Regions from separate parts of the Mus musculus genome. Here region 1 is linked to region 2. A link is a loop called in an ENCODE intact Hi-C map of the cell type or tissue named here. Cell type or tissue: left cerebral cortex. All regions are shown on one strand.

The links. A loop is a pair of places that touch in the nucleus more often than their neighbours do. Peaks named below come from ENCODE experiments on the same cell type or tissue, not always from the same donor. Only the 100,000 strongest peaks of a DNase experiment are listed, where the experiment ranks them.
Region 1: a loop joins it to region 2, with 3 times the contacts of the local background. A loop is called at or near these places in 4 of 42 quality-filtered maps.

The regions. Positions count from the first base shown.
Region 1 is chr13:63,234,840-63,242,839 of GRCm38, reverse strand. Aopep (aminopeptidase O) reads right to left here. Exons shown (of 16, transcript NM_001289926.1): 12 at 2,685-2,753; 13 at 2,509-2,583. Among named protein-coding and RNA genes, the nearest start is that of Gm16907, 58 kb to the left of the region's middle. In left cerebral cortex, no CTCF peak of the experiment used is centred here; DNase peaks (open chromatin) are centred at 1,869, 2,389, 2,749, 3,110 and 1 more place; H3K4me3 peaks cover 3,566 bases; H3K27ac peaks cover 3,999 bases.
Region 2 is chr13:63,563,858-63,571,857 of GRCm38, reverse strand. Ptch1 (patched 1) reads left to right here and starts at 6,123. Exons shown (of 24, transcript NM_008957.3): 1 at 6,123-6,496. The coding sequence starts at 6,338. RefSeq lists enhancers at 2,015-3,076, 5,385-5,564. In left cerebral cortex, CTCF peaks have their summits at 3,729 and 7,861; DNase peaks (open chromatin) are centred at 5,516, 6,286, 6,525, 6,928 and 2 more places; H3K4me3 peaks cover 4,950 bases; H3K27ac peaks cover 4,663 bases.

The DNA.
Region 1 (8,000 bases), 330 kb after region 2:
GCAAAGTCACTCAGCTTGTTCCATTTGCTTCTTCACAGCTCAGACTTCACTGCACTGCTTTTCTGGCTCAAACTCTCAGCTAATATTTCAAGCTCCATCAGACTATGCCCATCATTTAGTGCCTGAGATGATTTCTTTAAGGGTAAAACAAAATGTTTCCCATAAAATGGCATTCTTTCCACACAGCTCGGATCCTGGCCTGCTGCCTGCCGTGGCTGTTTTCCTTTCTCAAGTTATCCCAACAGTTCTGTTTTTACCAGGCAGTAAGAGCCGCCTCCACCCATGGAAGGAAAACGTTGCAGTCCTAGCATAGTTAGTACCGGCCACTTAGCTGAAGTCACTCGGATCTAGTCCACAGACCATTCGGCCAGATCCACCTAGCCCAGTCCAGTTTGGTCTGATCTGGGTTGACTTCTGAGAGCCTCAAGTGGGGGACATTTGAGGAATGGAGGACATGGAGAGAGGACATCTGGTCATCAGGGGAGAGGGCAAGGACAAAGAAGACAAAGGGGCAGACAACAGCTAGGTCTAGAACATGCATGCCTGACATGAACACTCTTATTTCAGTCTTGCTAGACCAGTGAACGCAGACACATGCACAGTGGGGCACAGAAAGTACATGTGTTAACTTGCTTGTGGCCCAGCAGACATCTCAAATTTTGTTTTCCTTTTTATTTTATTTTGAGACAGATCTCTTTACACAGCCCTGGCTGTCCTGAAACTATGCAGACTAGACTAGCCTTAAACTCATGCCTTTGCCTCTTGAGTGCTGGGTATTAAGGTACAAGCCAGGCAACTTATCAGAATCAACAGTGAGCGACCTACTTCAAGGCCCCCCAGCAACAGGATCAAGTCCTAGCACCAGACTTGGCATGAACGCTCACCTCAGTAATCCCCTAGGTCCTGTGCCTTTCAGGTTGCACTCTAATGCCCTTGGGTCACAGATCTGACTGCTCACCTGGTCCTGCACAGTGCCTGCCTTCCTTGTCAGACTCTTCTCCCAGGTGTGACAGGGAAAGTGCCTGTTGGGCTAGCCGGGGGGGAAAAGAGGTGGGGATACCACACAAACACATATCTCTGGGCACACCAGATGTCCTTGCACTCCTAGAAGGGAAGGCCATCCAATTCAGCTTCAAGTTCTTTAAAACCACTACCCACATTGTCTAGGAACAAAGTCAGAGGTGGTTTTTCCAGTGGGCCTATCTGGGCACAATGAAGGGATGGTTGGGGGAGAGCTTCCACTGTACTGGAAGATGGAGGCCTCCATTGTTTTTGCCTCCCCAATTCTTAGAGACAGTTACTGCTTCAGATTTTGGTAGTGGAATTACCAAGTACTCGATAATGCCTCCTATTTCCATGTGTGGATGATCTTATTTCTTGCTTAATAATTATACCTACAAACATTTGTTCAAGTGCTAGGCATACCATGTTTTCATTCTTTAGCTATTTTATGATCTCATTCATTAGTCACAAACCTTTTAAAGCCACCTAAATTGTGAGAGAACAACAATCACAACCTGCCATAGCATCTAAGGTATGGCTCCAAAGCCGTAAGTTTAAGAGTTGGTTTCTTATCACTGTTAACTTAGTTGACACACACACAGCTTGCTCTATACAAGGCTGGGAGGGAGAGCACTCTCACATAATTTGAGCCCCTTGCATGTCTCCAGCAATATGCCTAGCTAGTTCTTTTGCCTGGTCTCTTCTGAGTGGCCCTGAGTGCCCTCAAGTGCATACTGAAACTTCACATCACCATTACCGTGAGCTCTGTGCATGTTCTCAGACGCTCAATGCCCATACTAAGGCAACACAGGAGCTGGTAGCATAGTTATCAGCGAGGATTTGGCTTCAGAGCCCAGTGATTCATCATCTATCCCAGCAGCAGAACAACACACCGCTATTTTAGTCCCTTAGTGCAATAACTGTCTTCCTGCCCGCCCAACTGCAAAAGTATATTTAAGCAAAATTGACAAAACCAAAACATGTCATTAACATTTGCCCCCTTTCCAGTAAGTAAGAAAAAGGGCTAACAGGCTACTCACCTGATTTCAAATTATCACAAGTTTCAACCCCACGCATTCACAACAGGAAGCAGCGAGCAAGGTCTACAAAGTAACTATTAAAATTCCAAATTCAGGAGGAAAAATGCTGAGCAAAAAGGAAAATTGGTCCTGGCATGTCTGAAGTTGCCCACTTCTCACACTGCCGGTCTCCAGTTCCCACAGGATTCCTGATAGGGGTTTGGCTGTGTGGGCCCATGTGCTGATGCCTGCCTGTGGATGTCTGCCTGGAAGCTTTCGTTTCTCGAGGCACCCCTGCAGTGTACGGAACACGTGACAGCCCCCCATCCCGGTCAAGGCGGACACCGCTGTTTATCTGTTTCCCACACAAGTAAAGCTTTCTTGCTGGAAAGCACAAACTCCCCAAACGCTGTTCTAGCGGAGACTGAATCTTGGGCTCAGCAGCACACAGGAGCTCCTCCCAGCAGCACCCTCCAGGGCCTCCTACCTTTTCAAAGGCGACTTCTCGCTTCCCTCGTTTGCGTTTTCGGGGTCTGCGGTTGACTCGAATCCATTTCGCCACCTGAAGTCAAAACCCAACAGCATTTCAAGCAGGCCGAGGTACGGGGGTCCGCCTCACCTGAGCAGCCGGTGCTGCTGCCACCTCTGCCCGCTGGTACTTACCTCGGAGCCTACTTGCCGTGCGAGCCTACTCGGCGAGCAGTCCTCGGCCTTGCGCTCCTCCTGCAGCGCCTGTGGGGAGAACAAGTCAAGTTCACCGAGCCCAGCGCCACAAGCGCGACACCTCGGCGGGGGCGGGCGGGCGAGCAGGCGGGCTGGCGGGCCGGCGGGCGCGGGCGGGGCGGGGCCTGCCTTAAAGGTGTAGGCTCCCAGGTCCTGGCTGTTATTGTTCTCAGAAAGCACCCTCTGCCTTGACCTGTGCCCCTACGCGCCTCGCCCCATAGATCCACCCACCCACCCACCCATCCATCCATGCATTCATCCATCCACCCACGAGCACAACACTCCCCCGGGTCTAGTCAGAGGCTCGGGTTACGGAATGGAGGGACCCTGAGCTCGGGATTCCGAGGGAAAGTAAGTTTTCTGCCAGCACCACCAAGGTGGCAGGTGACCTAGGGAGTCCAGTGTTCACGTGTCACCAAGCACATGGAAGGGGGGTCCTCCTGTTCCACAGTTAAGGATGGACTCGCCCCATGTACCTCTGTCCGTCTGTGCCAGCCAGGCCTGAGGAGAGGCTGCTGTGCTGCCTGGGCTGGCTGACTCTGCTGCCCTTTAACTTTATCACATTTCTTTTAAAAAAAAAAAAAAGTCTGTCGGGCCCTCTTTATTGCTACTCCATCCTTCTTTCAAGATCAAAAGGTTTGGATCAAAGGCAAGATCAAACTCCGGACTTTAAATAGAAGCAACTTCGCCATGGAGTACTTTACACAAAGAGGAGCTGCTTAATGAGACATCAGAATGGAAAACTTTATTGTACCCTCCATTCCCAAGCACAGCCAGACCCTCGTGTGGCCACTAAAGATGGCTATGTCCTAAAATAGACAACAGGCCTGCTTGTGTAGGGGAATCTTAGCAGTGTTTGTATTTCCAGAAATGTAAACCAAACAAAAACAACAAAACTCTAGAATGTAAGTGGATGCAGTCAGTTCTGTACCTCACTATCCAGGTACAAAAATGCATGTTCATTTGCTAAGTATCTTACGTATATTAAGCGGTCTTACATACAGGTACAACCATCACATCCAACTTTACCCTGCTTTAAGGGGAATGCATAGAAATATGTAATGCTTTGGAAAGCGGGGAAGCACACACACATAAATCGGTAAAAATTATCAACAACATGCAGAAATCTACTTAATTTTAAACAGAAAGATAACTTTGAAGTATTCAAGCTTCCTGCTGCTACTCACAATTCCAGAATCAATATACATCCATCCTGGCAGACACTGCCTTTGATCATTAATTTTTCCCCTTGGGTGTTTACTACCCTTAGGAACACTAACATAAGGAGTTCAACGCAAAGAGTTTATTATTAGTAAGAAAGGTAACTATTGCAAATTAAGCTGTACACAGACATTTATAAGAACTTGTTATGGCTGGATAGCATTTAAAGCATTTAAAGGCTTCCCCCCTCCCACTCCCCCTTGGTCCTACAATTTTCATTTCGTTGTAATCTCAAATCACATGTGTATGTGAAACTGTGCTCAAATCCATAACCCCCACAGAGCCACTGGTAATATCTTAGGAACCAAAATCTAGAGCTCTGGTCCTCACCAACAGCCCCTTTTAGCCCTGCCCAGCCCCGGAGTGCGCAGGAGCACTGACTTAGACTGAGTGGTCCCCTAATGTGTCCCCTTGCCCCATAGTCCTTTCTATAGAGAAGCCATGAGAGTCTTTCCAAAGGAAATTACAATCCCATCCCTTTGCTTTACTGGAAACGCATGGCCTGCCTCTGGCTTCTACCTGAAGTATCATGTCTGAAAGGTTTCTCCTCCCTATCCAGCTCAAAGTCCAATAGTCCCCAGTATTCTAGTAGCACCCTGCCTGTATCACCTTTTGCAACTCTGTCACTGAGGCCTCATTATTAGAGCAGGGTTAAGTTTCAGATCTTGAAAGCGCGTATCTCACACCCCTCCCACACACACTCATCATTTCCATTGCATATTTTATAAAACGCACTTACACTTTGCATTTCGTATGTCTGAAGAGCCAGTGTTAAACTGAAATCAAGCCCTCATCTTATATTAGGCTTACTCAGTACGGCACGATTTTTATGGCTATTAATTTTTAATCTACCATGTGGGTATGTAGGTGGGGCGAAGTGTGTGTGTGTGTGTGTGTGTACATGCCATGTCATGTGTGTAGAGACAGAGGATAATGTGCAAGTCAGGCCTCTCCTACCTCGTGGGATATGAGATAAAGTTTAGGCTGTCAGCTTTGCAGCAATCACCTTCAACCTGCGAAGCCATCTTGCCACCTTGTTATTTATTTTTATTATTAACTGATTAAATATCTATCTCCCTGATGATACTTTAAGCTCCTGGAATGGCTCTATCCTGTTTGTTTGTTTTTCTTGATTTTTGTCTAGACATTAAAACAGGGCCTAACACACAACAGATATTCGATGTCTTAACAGTGAAGGGAGCTAGAGTGAGAGTTCAGTGGATCAAAGCTCCTGCTCCTAAGCTGACGACCTTGGTTCAATCCCAGGGTCTACATGGTGGAAGGAGAGAAGCAACGATACACTCCTTCCATGGCACTTGTCTGGCACACACTCATACAGTAATAAATAAATAAATGTAATAAAATTTTATTTAAGTTAAATACAAGTAGACAGGGACAGAGGAACACACAGTATCCAGTTTAAGGGTGGTTTAATCTTATAATGATTATGTCTCTAATTAACTCCACTTTCTCTAACTGCTGGAATATCACCATTTGTAAAAAAACACAGACTTTTACATTTGAAGAAAAAAAAGAGGGACACATTTCTAAAATGACTTAAAAAACAAAAATTGAAAATAAAAGGTCCCGGGCTGGTGAGATGGCTCAGCGGGTAAGAGCACCCGACTGCTCTTCCGAAGGTCCAGAGTTCAAATCCCAGCAACCACATGGTGGTTCACAACCACCCGTAACAAGATCTGACTCCCTCTTCTGGTGTGTCTGAAGACAGCTACAGTGTACTTACATATAATAATAAATAAATCTTAAAAAAAAAAAAAGAAAAAGAAAATAAAAGGTCCCTATATACCACTAATTCAAATTACATCTTGGTGCTGAGGGCTGAATTTAACCCAGAATGAAGGATATAACACTAGAAAAATTAATGTTCTTATTGTTCAACACAACCTGAATAAATTTCTCTGGTGTCTACTTAAATCCCTTCTTGCTTATGAGTTAATGCAAATGTCAGTAGACTATGGAGAAACCTTTAAACACATTGAAAATTTGCAGTCAGGGACAGATAGTCTAGCATACTCCAGAGTGACAAACGTACTTTCAAGATATCCTTTAAAAATGGACTGTTTTATGTTTGGATTATATCTTTTTAAATGCCTCAGCTAGTTGACAGGCATGTTTGGAAAGGAAGTTTTTCTAAGAAACTTTTTGTCAAAGCAGTTCATAACAGTCAAAGAAAAATTCAGAGCCTAAGGAAATGCCATTGCTTTTAAACAAAAGCCCTGCTAAATACAGAAACTGGAGATTATTTTCACAGAGAAAGTATTTTTTGGTTTTCTCTTTCAATCTTTTTTTTTTTTTTTTTTTTTAGTGGAAGAGGAAGTTATTCTCTCACGGGAAAAGGGTCTTGATGCCAATCTCGTACTGATTGGGTGGGTGCTCTCTTCCTGCTTCTATTTGGTGAACGAAGCATAACACAGAGGAATGAGGAGAGTCCACAGGAAGCCCTGTAGGGCAAACATAGGGAGCCCTTTAATTATTCCAGCAGACAGCAAATTATGCTCCCCTGGGCAAAGGCAAGGGAGAACCATCTGTAGAGAGAAGCCAAGGACTTTGGCTCCCAAAGGATCTAAGGGCTCTGTTACTAACCTATGCCAGGCTTATAGCATCAGCACTGGAGAGACTGTTGCAGGATTGTGAGTTCTAGGACAGTCTGAGCAACAGAATAAAACAAAACAAAACGTCAGGACAGAGGGTGTCTGCAGGGTCTGCAGATATAGTTACCTATAGATGAAGCAACAGGAACAAGTCAGAATTAAAACTGACCCTGACCGAGTGTTACAGCTTTAAATTTTGACTGAATGTAACACACCTTAGGTGTTGTTTTCTCTGAGTTTAGAAGAAAGCATACTCTTTTTGTCTTCTTCATCGGTGCTATGACGGAGGCCTTAGTTTCTTTCTGAGGGAGATTTCAGCCCTGTCAGGTGGATATAATCCTGCAGCCCAATTTTCAGGACAGAAGTATGGATCACACCGGGTAGGCCACCGCAGGCTTAGCTCCCTGCCCAGATTGTTTTCCTGTTTGTAAGTGCTGCCCTGACCTCATCAATGCTACCCAGAATGCTCTGCGAGCCCAGGCTAGTGGACAGTGTGTAAGATGCTGCTGTCCCCTTCCCCTGTACTTTAGCACTAAGGGCTGAGCCTGGGCACATGGACCCTAGCCAAGGGCTCCTCTACTGGACTGTGCTCTTTGCTGTAAGCTCATGATCCTCAATAAGGAGCTGAGGGAGGCTAACTAATGGTGCTGTGCTAACAAAAAACAACACAAAAACAAAACAATCACACCTACCACAGGCTCATGCCCATTTCCCAGACTATGGATGATGAAACTTCTCCTGGGGAGGGGTGGGGGATGTGGCTGAGTTCATGCTTAGGTCCAGTCAGACCTCTATAAAGCTGGCCCTGTAAAGGACTCCATCTTCCTGTGCTCTAGGCATGACCTCTTACCATGTAGATCTGCTGAGATGATATCCACCCCTATGGGGGGGGGGCATCAAGAGAAAAAGCCCTGTAAATCCACTGCTGTGCTGACTGGGACCTGGCTATTTCTTCCCTCAGTTTTACTTCTCTCTGGTACCAATGTCAGGAATGGTCAGACAAAGGCACCTTGTTTCTTGTCATCCTTCTCATGGCATGGAGTTTTGGGGTCCTCCTTAGCCAGAACAGGAACCTCAGGGACAGTTTGCTGGATATTACCTAAGCTCCTTGCCCATCTTCCTGCCAAGTTCTGCCATTCTGTTTTGGAAGCTGCCTTAACTCCATTTTGAGCAGGAGAGGTCTGAATAAATAAAAGTATTGGGTTTTACTTTCTTTCCACTTTAATTTGCATTTCTCCTTGGTGAGCTGGAAAATGTCATGTTTCCAGCATTTCTCTCCATTAATACAATACTTGGAAGTTACATATGAATGCTAAAGCCATATGGTTATGTTCATTATGAAGTTCAAAGAAAATATTAGGAAACAACAACAGTAAAGATAATACCACATATGTACCACAGAGGTGTCTTAAGAATGTTGACC
Region 2 (8,000 bases):
AGACAATGCTTTTTGGTGTCATCCTTTGTTACTGTAACTTATTATTTCTGGGTGGTTCTTCAGAATACATTGTTGCCTCAGGTGCATTGTGTCCTGTGTTGTAAAACAAGGGCCCTTCCATTGTGAATGTGTGTGTTCCAGTTGTCACCCAGAGTCCTTCTACCAGGCAATAAAATGCCTTTGAATCCATGGTCTTTTAAAATTAAAATGTTGAACTAAGGTGACACCAATAGACTTTGCCATCTTAATACACCAATTCTCATTTTGAGCATTGGCCTTATTTTTAAACTCATTGTGCAAAGTGTATTTAATTTCTGGTTATAGATTTTTGTCATAATCTGACAAGCTGTTTGAACAGGAGTTAGCACCATTTGGAACTGTTTTGTGAAAAGAGACTGTTTAACAGATTGCTTTGGATTGTCTACAGATAAGGAATTTGTAAGATAAATATGGATTAAAATGCCCACCTTCCCTGTTCTGCCTCCGCCCCATACACATACCTTTTATTTTCTACAGCCTTTGCCACAGTGTATAATGCCCCATTGAGATGTGTAGGCGTGATGTGTAAACCGGATTAGGAGTATGAAAGAAAGACACACAATGAGCTGGAATTGTTTTACTTCCCTTTCATTTCTCATGCCTATATCTCTAATAAATTTGCTCCAGCAGTGGGTCAAAGGGATCATGTTGCTCAGATTCTTTTTCACCCAGGACCAAAGACAGGGAAAGACAGGGAACATTGAAATGCACTGTGTGTGGGGTTTTTTTGTTGTTGTTGTTTTTGTTTTTTGCCAGAGTCAGAGCAGGGTACAGATATAATAGACACAGAGAGGTATGGAAGGGAAAAATGCCTGGGATCTGAGTGTCTCAAGAACACATCTCTATCCATTAAGAGTGGGACAATGTAGCGAAGGAGATATTTAGAGAAGAGGGGCGGGGACTGGGTATAGGGGTCCATATTGATCTTTCTGACAAGTTCATTGAGGGCTCTGCAGTTTGATGACATTCTTAGCAAAAGAATATCAGTAGCTTTTGGTACTGCAAAAAGCTAATTCTTCAAGAATTTAAACCTGCAGAGATTGACTCAGGCATTTCTGGGACCTTCTGCAGGGCACCTCCTCTTGGCTGCCCTCCCCACCCCCAGCTCACTGTAAGCTCCTGGGTCTGTGCTGTGGACCTCTCATTTACTCCTTTGTGGAGTTGGGAGCAGCTTCCCATTAAAGGAGATCAGAGGTAATTAGCAGCATTATTTTGACAAGTTGGCTAGGGCAGTTCCCCTTCCTTCAGCCTGGGGGGGGTAGTGGTGTTGGGGGGGGGGGTTAGTAAGGACAGGAAACTGGAAGTGGAGAGATGTGAAGAGAGTCAAGCCCAGTGGTTTTACATGATTGAGTTTCTGAATCTTTCCTTACCTCCTCCCTGAAACCTTTTTAGGCTCATTTTTTTTGCCTTCTCCTTGCACAGTCTGTATAAATCACAGGTTGCCAATGAGCAAATAAAACATTGGTCTCTACGAAGAAAATGGGGTAAGATGGTGGCAGATTGGCTTAAGATTTAACTCTTATCCAAGCTGCCTTAGAGTTGCCCAGGCCCTATCCTATCACTCCTGTCCTGTATCCGGGGCTACCCATCCATATGTAGAACACTACATCCCCACCTCCACCATCTTTCTGCTACCTTTGTAATATCCATACACAAAGCATCACACCCACTTCCTCTCTATATCCCCTCCTTGCAATAAAAATACTGTAGAATTTAGTATCATATTTGCAATTCTTTGAATTTCTGAAAGGCTGCTGAACTTAATGGGGGGGGGAACTTTATGACTAAGCCTAGGGTCAAATGGCTGGAACATCTTTACCTCTATATGCTGCAGAAATGAGCTACATGATAAAGGATCTTAAAGACTCTTAGAGTTCTGAGAAGTCAGTGAAAAGTTAAACCTCAACATGTTTGGCACTAATAATTTCAAACCATTGGAACATCCTAACTCAAAGGACAGATGCTTTATCTCAAGTGTCATCCTAGCACTTGGACAATCTGATGTCATTTCTGAGTTGTGTGTGGTAGGGCTATGGATATCTGAAGCACTGAACAGAGAGGAGAGGAGACAGCGAGGGAATCCAGAACATTGAAGGAATCTGTCCTGGGTCATGATGGGAAGAAAAATGACAGTTTATATTTTCTATTGAACTTCCTTTGGAAGAGTGGATGGTCACTCAGCTCTGGCTTCACAGAGACTGGCAGCTCCTGCTGGTCAAGGCCCTAAGCTCTCCGTTATTTGGGGAGCCACCAGGCAGAAAGACCCTCAAAGGGACTGTATTGCCAGACACCTTAGCAGGCCTGTCTCCTCCACTCTGCCTCTCAGGTCTGTGGAATCCTTGCAGTTAGCTGGAAGTTAACAAACCCGGTGTGGCTCAGCGGTCCCCTGCACAGGGCATGCATATTAAAGCCGACAAAGCTTACAAATGTAAATAAGGGTAGATTGATTAGGAACAACATTATCGCTGGGAATGTCACACTCACATGCATCAGCAATGAGGCAAATTGGGGGCAGCCTCAGCCCTGACCACCCAAGTCGAGCAGTCTTTTTAGACTGGCTCCTCTTCCCTTTCTTAAAACGTTACAGAAACAAGGCCAATTAGATCCCCAAAGTAATTCATCTCTATGAAAAAAGCAGACCACAGGGGAAGCGGCGGGTGGGGGCTGGGGAGATTAAGATAGCGCTTGTTAGAGAGAGCCTGGGGGTTGCGTCCTGAAACCTACGGGTAGAGTTTACAGGTCAGGACCATTGTCTGGGATGCTGAAAAGTTAACCTATCAAACAGCGGGCGAGGGGTCGCAGAGCGCTGCAAACCTCGGGGTTCCATGTTCAAAACGTTTAAGAATTAAGTCAAACCAAGGGAAAAGCGCCCGAGTGGAAGAGGCTTTGCATAGCTGGGCTAAAGTTTCATTCTAGAATCCAAACAGCTATACTGCAACCCAAGAAGTAAAAAGCTGGAAGAGGGAAACAGTACACGCTTAGGAGTAAAATACTGTAAGGAATTTGAAAAGACAACGTCTATAGAGCGATGCCATACACACAACCAGCTTCAAATTAAAAACAAAACAAAAACCCAGGCTGACCTTTGAACTCGGGATATCACCCTCAACTTTCGAAAAAACAGCCCAATTTCCAAGAGCATGAAATGTGAAAGCTTAATAGTAGTTCACCCCCTTTCTACCTTATGCTGACAACCAACTATCTTAACAGTCATGCTTCCAGCACGTTACTCGACGTTAAGGTAGTTAGTGTCTTTCCCCTCCCCTGCATGCCTTTTCAGGATTTTTCAGTTCTTCCGAAAGTCAGTCTTTCGAAAAATCACGTGCTCCCTGGTGTTAGAAGTTTTGAATTTCCGAGCTGGCCTAACACCCAGGTCCTCTTCTTTACCCCGTGAACACCCCCAAATGCTTCTACTTGGTCTCTGTTCGCTCAGATTCATCACCCCACTTTAGGAACCACACGAATTCTGCGGGTTTGGGATTCAGGATGGCAAGGCGTCCTAGGGAAGCCCGGAAGGAGACGAGGCTAGAGGGGCGGCAGGCTGGGCAGCGATGAAGGACCGCAACGCGATGGGGGTGGGGGAGACCTCACCCTCCACCGCCAGCCCCAAAAGCCGTGTGCTCCGCCGGTGGCCGCGCGCCCCTGCGCGGCCCCTGTCTAACCGCAGCCGGCGCCGCTGAATGGAAGGGCCGGAACGCAGCCATTGGCTGGCAGCTGAGAAGCCGCGCGTTCATTGGGCAACGCGAGGGGGCCGGGCCGCCTTCAGGAATGTACTACGGCGTGTCCGGCACGTCTGTCCGCGGCGGTAGGGCGCGCACACTGCCCGGGGCCAGGGAAGGTTGTGCGCACTGTGATGAGGGCTGGGGCGTGCTGGCCTCGCGCGCGGACCCTGTTACCTGTGCGTCCGCATCACGAGCAGGCCGAAGACAGGAACGCGCGGGCGCGGACGCGCACTAACGCGGGTGCGCGCATGGGCCTCTCGGTCCAGGTCACGTGGTGGAGTAGGCTCCGCCTTCTCCCCCACTCCTCCCCCCCCTTTCCCTCCATCTGGGTTTCTTTCTTTCCTTTTCTTTCTTCTTTTTTTTTTTTTTTTTTTCTTCAATGAACACACACCGTGTGCATCTTAAAGCCACACTGCCCCATTTCACGGGTTCATTTGACTCCTCACTACTCCGGTTCCTTCTGCAGTTCAAGTCGGAAAAGAAAAATAATAGGACGTAGCAGAATCCCGTGTTTCTGGGTCTGGTGTCTACTGCGGGGAGGAGGAACTTCAAAACTTATTGGAGAATGGAATGTGCTTTCTTAAGTGTTATTTTTTTTTTTTCTTAAAGAGCGTAGTTGTGTAGACAGTTTAATTTGTTGCTGGCTCCAACATTCACTCCCCTCCCCACTACGCATTTTTCTTCTTCTTGTTGTTTGTTGTTGTGAATCCCCTGAATGTCTTGGTGACACTGGACACAATATCAGGACAAATCGTAGCGCTCTATGAACAATTTGTTTAAAATGAATTCCACATCAAAGCCTTTATTCTCTTCTACGTCACGCTATTAAATGTTACAGGGTGTGTATCGAGCTTTATTTTGTTTTAAAGTTTAAAACTGACTTTAAGAATGTGATTAATTAATGAGGATCCAGACGAATTCCAAATATCAGGAAATCTCTCATTTCCATTTCTCTGGCCTGCTGAAAAGATTTGCTTTTTATATATTAAAAATTCAAATAAAATAGCAGACTTGTCTGGAGTCTCCTTATAGACGTTTTCAAATTGGACTGTATTGTGTATTGGAGGGGGGCGATAGAGGAGTGAGAGGGGTTTTTAAAAGGGCTGGCTTTTCCCAACATCCTTGCTCGCCTCTTTAACTTTCCATTTTGTTTATCTTAATACGAGGCGTTGTTCCCTGCGAGAGTCTAAGTCTTGCCTTTGGTTATAAAAGAAAAGAGGAGAAAAAAAAATTGGCACACACTGGCGCACTATCCACCACCCTGTCATTATTGGTGCAGGCCTGGGAATTCAAGCCGGACCTCCCAGTATTTGCTGCAGCTTGAGGCCAAAGTGCCTCTAAAAGGGTTTTCTTTGAGGAATCTCAGAAATTGTTTAAGCGCTTAAAAAAATATATTACCTATCCCTCATGTCTATTGCGAGGCAAATGCTCCTGTACGTGTGAGTGTGTGCGTGTGTATGTGTGTCTGTGTGTGTGTGCGCGCGCGCTCGCAAAAGGCGTCTCGAAAAAGAAGACACTGTTGAAAAGAAAAGAAATAAGAAAGAAAGGAGGGGGGAGCATTCCTTAATGGAAGTATTGCATGCGAGAGGGTTGGCGCTGAGCGAGCGCCCCCCCACCCCCAAGCCTGGGATGCACACACGGGGGTTGCCTACCTGGGTGGTCTCTCTACTTTGGTGAGCTGTTGCTAAGCAGCTAATAATAGTCATGTTTGCTGAGTAATTTCTGCCCTCCAAGAGCCAATCGCGTTGCAGAAACCCAAGCCATCTGACAGCCCCGGGGGCGGGAGTTCCAGCCTTTTTCTCTTTCGCTCGCTCTTTCCCCCTCCACCCCCTCCCCTCCTCCTCCTCTTTCTCCAAATGGAGAGAGTTCTTTTTTTTCTTCTTCCATCTCATCTATTGAGTCAAGGAGCTGCTGCGGCCGCTGCCCGCTGCACACACACAGAGCGGAGTCCCCAGGTCCCGGTAGCGAAAGAAGCGCGCGGCGCGGGGGCAGAATGGTCCAGCGGGTCGGTGAGGAGAACAAGAAAGCAGAGTCCGGGACCGAGCAGCCACCGCGAACCCAGCAGCCAGAGAGCGACCAGCCGTTTCAGAAGCCGCCACCGCCAACTCCAGCCGCAGCCGCAGCAGCACCAGCAGCAGCAGCGGCAGCCCCGGCCCGGCATCGTTGAGACTCGCCGGGTACCGTCGCGTCGCCCGCAGCGGGCGCCGAGGGAGCCGGCGCGAGCGGCGGGGGTCTGCGCGCGCCTTCTGCCGTGAAGGGGTCGCGGCGCGGGGCGGGGACGTCTGGGGGGGACTTGGGGACCGCGAGGCGCGCCCTGGAAGCGCCGGCTCTCGCCTTCCCGCGAGCTGGATGTGGGCAGCGGCGGCCGCAAAGACCTCGGGACTCACGCGCAATGTGGCAATGGAAGGCGCAGGGTCTGAGTCCCCGGCAGCGGCCACGGCCGCAGCACCCGCAGCGCCCGCCGTGTGAGCGGCAGCAGCGGGTCTGTCACCCGGAGCCGGAGTCCCCGGCGGCCAGCAGCGTCCTCGCGAGCCGAGCGCCCAGGCGCGCCCGGAGCCCGCGGCGGCGGCGGCAACATGGCCTCGGCTGGTAACGCCGCCGGGGCCCTGGGCAGGCAGGCCGGCGGCGGGAGGCGCAGACGGACCGGGGGACCGCACCGCGCCGCGCCGGACCGGGACTATCTGCACCGGCCCAGCTACTGCGACGCCGCCTTCGCTCTGGAGCAGATTTCCAAGGTGCACTTCTGTCCCCTCCTCCCTCTTCACTTTTCCCTCTTCTTCCTCCTTGGGATCCCTGCCACACAGACACACACACACACTCCTGAGAAAGCAGCAGACAAGTGAAGGTTGAAAAATTCAAACCCTCCCTCCGGACTTTGGAGGAAAGGGCTGTCTGAGGTCCGCAGGGGGTGGAGGGGTGCCTGTGTGTGTGCGTGCGTGTGTGTGGTGTGTGCGCGCGCACACGCCCTCCCTGGTGTGCCTTTTCCGGAGCTTTGGAAACCGTCCTGAGTGGACCACCTCCAGGGCGGCCGCAATGCGGCACTGCCTTCGGCCCCAGCGCCTTTCTCCCGCGCCCCTGCCCACGGTTGCAGCCTAAAGTTCGGCGTTGCCACATTTCTTAACCTCTTTGAGGGGGAGGCGGAGTGGAGAGAGGCGGAGAGAGACAGAGGGGAGGGAGCCAAAGTAAAGGTGGTTTCCTTTTTTGGCAGCCGGTTCTGCTTTCGTTGAGCTTGAAATCTCTGCTCCCTTAAAAATTATTCTCGGGAGAGGACGTCCCCTCTCTTCCAGGTCTTGGGCCGCCTCTTCTCCCAGCCTGCCGGGGAGGGGGGCAGTTGTAAACAAGTTGCCACCTTAAATCTTCGGTACGGGTGTGCGGAACGGCCGGGTTCATTGTGTTTACGAGGCTGGCTGAAATGTGTGGAATCCGGGGAAGGCAAGCACCTAGCCTGGGGCCCGCAGGGGCCCTGGCCAGCACCCCGGGCTCCGCCGCCCGGAGAGCAGCCTGCGCCCAGCCAGGACCCCCGCCGGCGCCGGCCTGGGCCTCTTCCTTGTGCACTCGGCTATTTTAAAGAGTTCACCAGGAGGGAATGGGAGAGGGAGGAAAGATCCTTGTGGCCGCCCTCTTCCGAGCACAAATAGTGTAAGTTGTAGATGGCTGCCGCATTTCCTAACTGAGCTCCCGCGGTGTCTCCTAAGGCTGTGGAAAAGAGTGTGGACCGAACTCTGGCTGCGGGGCTCACCACGTGGACCTCGCGTACAGCCACACCGGGGCCAGATGGACCACGGTTGCTGTAGATTGTCCCTAAGTGCGCTTGCGCCCTTCACTCGGCCTCCGGGGCACTGGAGGAGGCCACAGGCTGGAGCAGGACTTAGGGAAGGGGGGACGTTTCCTGGGGGTTCTTTAGTGTTGGGCTTCTCGGCTAGGATCACTCAGGCCCTCCCTCCAGGTCCCCGGTACTAAACCATGGCTGCTGGTGGTGGCTTCTCAGTTAGCCTCTCTCCCCAGCACCCCAAGTCTCATTCAGGACTGGCGCTCAGGCCACGCGTGGGGGCGCCCCCTGGTCCCTAGAGTACAGTTCCCACGCTGCAGTCTCACTGATTTACAACCAAGGCCCCCACGCCCCCAGGGCTTCCTCTGGATGGTCCTGGTTCCAGTCCGAGGGAGAGGCATTGCGCCGCGGGCGCCCACGCCCCACACTGCTGTCCAGAGGGGATCCCCGGGCGGGTGTGCGGGGGACAG